Linked DNA regions of Mus musculus: regions 1 and 2 are each linked to region 3. The links are chromatin loops, found by intact Hi-C in ENCODE. Cell type or tissue: heart. All regions are shown on one strand. Region 1 has its middle 4.6 kb from the start of Gm31562. Region 2 overlaps Fyn (Fyn proto-oncogene). Region 3 holds the start of Fyn (Fyn proto-oncogene).

Evidence for each region. Hi-C counts contacts between places; a loop is a spot of excess contacts. Peaks named below come from ENCODE experiments on the same cell type or tissue, not always from the same donor. Only the 100,000 strongest peaks of a DNase experiment are listed, where the experiment ranks them.
Region 1: it touches region 3 in a loop (4-fold over the local background); 16 of 42 quality-filtered maps call a loop at or near these places.
Region 2: a loop joins it to region 3, with 3.0 times the contacts of the local background. A loop is called at or near these places in 7 of 42 quality-filtered maps.

The regions. Positions count from the first base shown.
Region 1 is chr10:39,239,001-39,241,500 of GRCm38, forward strand. No RefSeq gene overlaps it. Among named protein-coding and RNA genes, the nearest start is that of Gm31562, 4.6 kb to the right of the region's middle. In heart, a CTCF peak has its summit at 1,026 (motif pointing right); a DNase peak (open chromatin) is centred at 971; H3K4me3 peaks cover 627 bases; H3K27ac peaks cover 1,210 bases.
Region 2 is chr10:39,449,869-39,452,368 of GRCm38, forward strand. All of the region lies in intron 2 of Fyn (Fyn proto-oncogene), which reads left to right. Among named protein-coding and RNA genes, the nearest start is that of Fyn, 81 kb to the left of the region's middle. In heart, no CTCF peak of the experiment used is centred here; DNase peaks (open chromatin) are centred at 722 and 1,433; H3K27ac peaks cover 1,454 bases.
Region 3 is chr10:39,368,729-39,371,228 of GRCm38, forward strand. Fyn (Fyn proto-oncogene) reads left to right here and starts at 1,071. Exons shown (of 14, transcript NM_001122893.1): 1 at 1,071-1,462. It overlaps Gm31616 (predicted gene, 31616), which reads right to left and starts at 884. Exons shown (of 2, transcript NR_168583.1): 1 at 767-884. In heart, a CTCF peak has its summit at 1,060; DNase peaks (open chromatin) are centred at 973 and 1,873; H3K4me3 peaks cover 2,309 bases; H3K27ac peaks cover 2,343 bases.

The DNA.
Region 1 (2,500 bases), 130 kb before region 3:
AGCAAATGCCTAAGCCTTGTTCAAAGTATGAGGAAAGCCCAGGGGACAGGAAGTTTGTCACACACAGCTTAAAGCTACAGGAAGGCACACAGCACCTCCATTTTGAAACTTAGTTTAAAAGGCTGTTTCAAGCCCCAGCCCAGTGATCACAGCATCCACATATCAAGACTGTGTTGGCTTTAAACGTCTCTAAATTTATTCTATTATCTATGCTCTCATGCCCCAGACCTCAGACTCCTGTTCCCATCACAAATCTGTGAGGTCACAGGCCAGGAGCTGTGATTTCAGCCTTTCTCCAGTAGAATTCTCCCAGCTCCTGACAAAGTCAGAGGTCACTCTCTGCCCCCATTTTTCCTTGGGAATGAATACCATCGACAGAGCTAACTCGGCCTGGAGAGCAGACCCTGGAATATTAGGTGTGGGTGAGGCTGAGATCAGAGCTATAGAACAGGAAGAAACCTACACTAGCCACCTGCTGTTATGTGGAAGAGGTAGGGTCACGGAGAGGATTTTGTTTTCAAAGGCAACATACAGCCTCATATGGGAAAAGGGATGGCAGCCCAAGGAAGAAGCCATAATGAACTAGGGTGAACAGGCACTCTATTCCCCTATGGAGAATAGCCTTCCCAATAGCTCTCTGGGATGGCCCTGATCTTCTATCTTCCAGTGCCATGATGATTCATATCCCCCACACGCACACACCCACGCGCACATTCACGCACATATACACATGCACAATCACACTAAGAGAAGTTGATGACTATGATATCTTTGAGCCAAGCAGGAGAGCCTTTAAAAATCAAAGCCAGTGACAGGTTTGAAGGAAGGGGCAGGGGAGGCAATGTGTCGAGTATCACCTCCAAGAGTGAGTGGTGCAGATGAGGAGAACTCTTCAGACCTGGATCCCGGACTTCTCTACCAGGGAAAACAATGGGAAAGTGCCTCCTTTGTTCCTTTGGAATTCGATCAGGATTCCCATTTCATTGTGTAGTCTTTGCCAAATGCAAATTCTAAGATACCCACTAGAGGTCGCTGTTCGTTACAATCAAACCCGGCTCCCCCGTTGGGCGGGGAAGCCCGAGCCGCGTGGTCTTCACTGCAAAGCAATCTGCAGACTTCAGTGAAAGAAAATCAGCTCCCTCACTCCCCAGGGTAGGTTCGTGCTGCCTGCAAGGACATTGCTTTTCATCACAGAAGTCAAAAGAAGATACAGCAAATCATCAAAGAATGTTTTCAACACCCCCCACCCCCGCACAGTTTGACTTTTCAACGGGTTCCAATGCCTCCCCCACTGCCCTATTGTATCATTTCTTCCCAGACGACCATCAAACAATCAGACCCGAGTAGAAGCCAAGCTGAAATACTAACTATATGTTTGTTGATCGCCACTACTACCCCACACCACTGGGGCTTATTTCTTTCTCTGCTGGGCTATACCCAGAGTATAAAATAACCAAGAAACACGAGGAGACAGCAGCAGTAAAGACCCTTAGTACCTGCAGCTTCTCTCAATGGTTAGAGCTCTGAAGGTGAAGAACGAGAGTGTAGTCAAAGCTGTTATCAATGTACCAGGGCACTGCCCGGCTGCCTCCTAGTCTATCCGAGTAGGCCCTGAGAAGCTGACCACTCTCCAGTAGAAGGCCACATGTGCAAGCATATTTGGGCAGCACAAATTGGTTATCAGAGATTTTTAAGAAACAAAAACAAAACAAGACAAAACACGCACAAAGTTGGGTGGACGGAAAAGAGAATGGACCAGAGAAAAGTTGGGCAAGTGAGGTAAATAAAATCAAAACATGTCCAAAAAAACTAATGAACATTTTAAAAATGAAGTTATCTATCTTTATAAAATTACACAAGAATTAAGTAAGTGCATAGCACTTTGCATAGCATTGTAGTAGGCACTTTATATTTTTAAATTTTATTTCTACTCAAGTTGGCCTGGACAGGGGAGAGACTGGATATAGGGAGCAGTCAGGGACTATTTTCCCGCTGCCCCTCAAAACCGGAATGGACCTGAGCAACACGCACAAGACAGGCAGAAGGAAGGATGGCCAAGTGTGCAGCTCCTAGAAGAGCTTTGAAACAGCACCACTGGTCTGAGCCCAGAGCTCTCTGGACCACACTCCATCTTTCTCTCCACTTAAGACTGCAGTGCTGTGTTAATGTCCTCTCGGAATACAAGTGGGATGGCTTCCAAACCACTTGGATGCCTGTATTGGCATCACATTGGTGTCAATGGCCTGTGAAAGCCAGTTCCGAAGGCTCGGGTGAGCAAGGGGGCTGCTTCTAGACCAGTGGCTCTCAACCTCCCTAATGTGGGACCCTTTAGTACTCATGCTGCGGTGACCCCCAACTGAAAGATTATTTTTGTCACTACTTCACAACTATAATTTTGCTACTTTTATGCATTGTAATGTAAATATTTGTGTTTTCTGATGGTCTTCGGTGACCCCGGTGAAAGTGTTGTTTGACCCCCCGGGCTGAGAACCATCATTTA
Region 2 (2,500 bases), 81 kb after region 3:
TAATCCTCCTGCCTTAGCCTCCCAGGTTTTGAGATTACAGGTGTGTGTCATCATACCTGGTAGTCATGGACTTTCTAATAGTGTCATTGATTCAACAGTCCGGGATGGACGTGACTCAGTGACCGTGTGGGACAGAGTCTGGTTTCTGGCTGGCAGCTTCGTAACCCCCATTCCTTGTCGGTATTTTTGGAGAGCATTCCACTATATGACAAACTGATCAACCCCTTGCAACGTTCATTGAGACCCAGTCATTTATTCAGCCAGTCAACAAATATTTTTGAGTGCTCACTGCATAGTAGGCTCCCTGGAGAGACTGTTGTGCGTGTGTGCACGAGTGTTGACATAGCAGCCAAAGCGCTGGGTTAGCAGCCTGGCTAAAATGCCCATCTCTGCTGCCCTCTGCTTAGAAGGCCTCTCACAAGCTTCTTAGCCACAGTAAAACATTTCTCACTTTTGAAGTATGGGTCTAGGCTATAAATCCTTCCCAGATGACAGGTTGTAGTTGGGACCTAAGCAGCCTGTGCCCTAAATATTCATATATACAGTAAGGCGGGAGAGAAGCCAGAGACAGGAAGTAGCAGGAGCTCCCGTGAGACACTCTCTTAGTCCCATGCCAGGATCTGCACAAGCACTGGGACACAGCAGTGACCAAGGAGAGGTCCTGCCTTCCAGCTGAAGGTAGCGGATGAGGCGCAAGCCAGAATGGCAGCAGGGCAGCTTGAATTGATGGCACAGGATGCTGCTGGGACTGGGGAAATTGGAAGTAGGGAAGCGGGCAGGGAAGGGAAAGCAGAAAGGGTCTGAGAGGTGGGCAGCTGCGGCAGAAGCTGTGAGGGAGGCAGATAGCAGCGTCTCACTGCCTGACAGAAGACTCGTTCTCAGCAGGCCACCACAACAGACACAGAATCAGGTAAATCCCAGCATAGGCCTCTCCCCAATGGGGCTGACAAGCAAGGAAACACCAGAGTTGTCTGTGGGACACTCCCGACCTCCACAACTATACACAACTCCTACATGGGAATCAAAATGACACTGAAGCCACATGTGGCTCTGTGTAATGGCCAGTCTGCTTGCTTTCCTCAGAAATCTGGGTCTTTACTGAGACCCAGCAACATGTGAAAGGGTATAAATGCCTGCAGAGGATACAGCCCTCAGATCTTTTCCAGACCAGGGAGCCCACCCACCCACCCACCCACCCACCCACCCACCCACCCACCTACCGGATCCCACAAGTAATTGGAGCAGATCCAGAAGCCCCAAGCTCTTCCTTATTTACCCTTCAGTAATTACATACCTTCCCTATTGGAGGCTGGGGCTGAGCAGTTAGTCTCCTATTGTCTTTACAGGAAATGACATCCATGTGACTTCTCAGGAAGGCAACCAGTGGCCACTCTGGTTAAGATAATTTGGGAAGTGCTCAGCATATCCGCTAGCAGATTGAGTCCAGCTGAGTTGGAAGCTTCTGGAAATGCAGACACGAGACGGTCACCGTAACCAGGGCACTGCTGGGTCAGTTCCCTGAACAGAATGAAGCTCTGCAGAGTTGGACTCCTCAGAAAGGGGCGTGACCAGGGCCTTGCCACTCTCTCTCATTTATAACCTTACTCAGGATTGAGAGCTCCTCCACTCACGGAGACCTAAGCAGTGAGGAGTGCATGGGAACTCAGAGGTGCTGGGCTCATCTACACTGAGCTTGCTTCCCTGTGCTCTCCCTAGCTCCAGGACCAGCAGCATGCATCCCCAGGCTACAGCAGCAGAGCTGTGAACGTCCCAGGCATATCACTCACACACACACACACACACACACACACACACACACACACACACAAACACACACACACACACACACACACACACACACACCGGACAAAAGAGATCCTCCCAGAAGAGCAGGAAGCTCCCAGTAAGTAAACTCTTCTGTCTCGTTGGCTTATGTTGACCTGTAAGTTTATTGTTGACTCGGTCACTGGCAAGAGTCTGGGGGTCTCCACCCTGAGTATACACAGAGTATTCACAGCAGTCACCTGGGAAAGCTTGGTTTGACAACTCCTGTGAAAGGTCCTGTCAGTGGGCTAGTGTCCTGCAAAGCCCTAAACCATCCTGATGGCTCCCCTTCAGGGACTGTTGCCCTGCTCTTAAGGCACGGTGGCTGGGGAAGTGTATGCGAGGGCTCCCTTAGGAAGAAGAAATTGAGCATAACCCTGCATTGATGAGAACCATCCCTGTTCATAGTGTGTTCAGATGTCATGCACAGCCTTGGTGTTCCCTAGAAACAGAGAGTACAAAGGGGGCTATGCACTGTTGTGTGGGAGTGCCCACAAAATCAGCATTACTCCTTCACGACTGCACAAAGATGCAGAAGACAAACCACTCTTTGTTATGCGTTAGTTGTTTCTACTGGTAACTAAAAGCATATATCCAAATCCTAATGAGATGGCGATAAATGTGCTGTAGTATAAAAGAGTTATGTGCTAGGTCCAGCGCTCGTTCCTACAGTAGA
Region 3 (2,500 bases):
CGCTTAAACTTACTTCTTAGAAGATTAGATTTGCTGAGGGGGAGGGATGAGTTTCTTACCAAAATCATTAAAGAAAATGATTCTGAACATGTCTTAAAACAGAGTTCTCAGTAAACAGGAATTGCCTATAAAGAAAATCAGGAAGGCAAAATGTTTCTTTTTATGAAGTTACATCCTGCCATAGAAAAGCTGAATCGGAAATAAAGACTGCAGACCAACCCGGCTATTATTTCGTCAAGGAAAATCTGAGCAAAAAGCTCAGCTCAGCCACCAGCGAAAACAAGAAAACCAAGAGAAGTTTGAATGCCCCAAGGAGCCAGACGAGCAATGGCCACTGGTAAACAGCTAGGGAAAAGCACAAGCAATCTCTACTGGGTGGTTTTGGGACTCTTTGTTGCAGGCCCCTTGAATTTCAGTCATACTTCTCTTTCACTTTTCCTGGGGTAGGTGTGGGGGGGGGGGCGGGGAGCATATTTGGGTACCCAAGAAAATGAGACTAACAAGTCATTAATTTCTTACTATTTGTTGTGCGTTTGCTGGTCCTAGCTTTCCCAGTTTCTGCAATGGTACTTCTCTACTTTGCTCCTCACTTCCCTAATTTGCCATCGCCATTCTTAACACCTTTCCATTTTATCCTCCCACTCTCAAAGGCGAGGCTATCTCTTTGGAGAAATAGGTTCCCATGGCTGTGAGGCTGGAGTGGCAGGTGCCAGTCTCCACTGGCAAAGTGGAAAGCAGCTCATTCCCTGCGCACTCTCCTGCCCACCTCACCAACTCGCAACTCCACACGATCCTCAGACACACAACTCTTCCTTCTCCGCCAACCTCGCATCCTCTCACACACCCTGTGGCCGTGCGCACCGCAGGCTGCCCGCCACCACTGTAAAGCTCAACCCACTCGGCGGCCCCACCCATGGCCGTCCCGCCTCCGACGCATTCACCAATGGCTGCCGGCGCTCAGCCCTCAGCGGGCCCTTTGATAGGGCAGAAAGACCTGACAGTCTCAGGGCGTGTCCCGCCCCCTCTCGAACCCCTCGGGATCCGGAGCAGCCCGAGCATCAGCGAGAGTAGCTGCGAGAAGCCGCGGCGGTGGCGGCGGCGCGTCGGTGCAGTTGCGCCATCTGTCAGGAGCGCAGCCGGCGGGGAGGGGGCTCCGCAGAGAGGAGGAGGGGTCGCCGTGCGCCGGGCCTCCGAGACCCGCCCGCTGGTCAAGAGCTCAGCGAGGCCGCCTCTAGCCGGAGCGTTTCGAGGACTCCCCGGGCACACACAAAGCCGCCACCCGCGCCAGGGAGGGACCGGGCTGCCGGGCCGGGGACACCGGCGCCGCCCCCTCGGCGCTTCGCGAGGCCCACGAGCTCCTGGGCCCCGCCGCGGAGCCGCGGGAGCCGCCTGGGCCGCGCCGGAGGAGGGCGGGGAGAGGACCATGTGAATGTGCTCCGGAGCTGAGCGCCAAGCCAAGCAGGTAAGCGACAGGGGATGCGCGGAGCCTCGGGATGCTGCGGAGACGCCCGGCCCAGCGCCCCCGCACGGGCTGCTCCCGCTGCGGTCCCGCCGCGCAGCCTCCAGGGCGCCCCGCGACGCAGGACACTGATGCGGGGTGCCGCCCCGAGGCTGCGCAGGCACCGGGGTGTCTTTCCTCGGCCGCCGGCGGGTGCCGGGTGGAAAATAGGAATTGGCTTGGGGGTGAGGTTGGCCCAGCTCCGCCCCCGCCCTCCTTTCGCGGCCCCCCGCGGGGACCAGGGCTGTGTGTGTTGTTTTAATGTCAGGGATGATGTAATCACTTAATAATTGATGCCCCGTGCTGCTTTCCTCCCCACCCAACCCCTGCCCCACTCCTCCACCTCTCGGCTTCCTCCCTCGGTGGCCCTTGCCGTTCCCCAGCGCATCCTCCTGCCTATTTCTGGAACCTCCCTTGCACTTCCCCCACCCTCCCCTTCACCCTTCCTGTGCTACCACCCACCCACCCTTCCCCTTTCCCCTGTGTCTGGCCTTGCCTCCTCTTCCTCTGTCCCCCCACCCCTTTTGCTCTCTCAAGCTTATTTCTCCTCCCTTCTCGACACGCTGGATTTCCTCCCTACTTCCCTAGGTCGGTAGACGGTTTTGTTTGGTCTCCTCTAGGCTCTCTTATCTTTGAGGCCACAGGGACTGACTGAGCTAGAAAGAGGCCACCAAGCTTGGGCCCAGGAGGCGTTTGCTGGGACTCACTGGGAGGAGGGATAATAAAATCACCCGTTTTGCCCCTCCTTCCTCTAATAAATCAGACTCATTCTGTGTGTGTGTGTGTGTGAGTGTGTGTGTGACACAAAGAGCCCTTTCAGTTCATAGAGGAGAGACACATAAAGTACCCAGGGCACCATGCTTCTTGTGTCTCATCCCTGGGGCGTCCCTTTCTTTCTGGTGAAGCAGTTGATCTCTTAGTCTTTTCTGCCACACTTACCAAAAAATGAAGGCTCCCGGATCCCGGGTGGCAGGTGCAGGCATTTAGCTGTGTTTACAGACT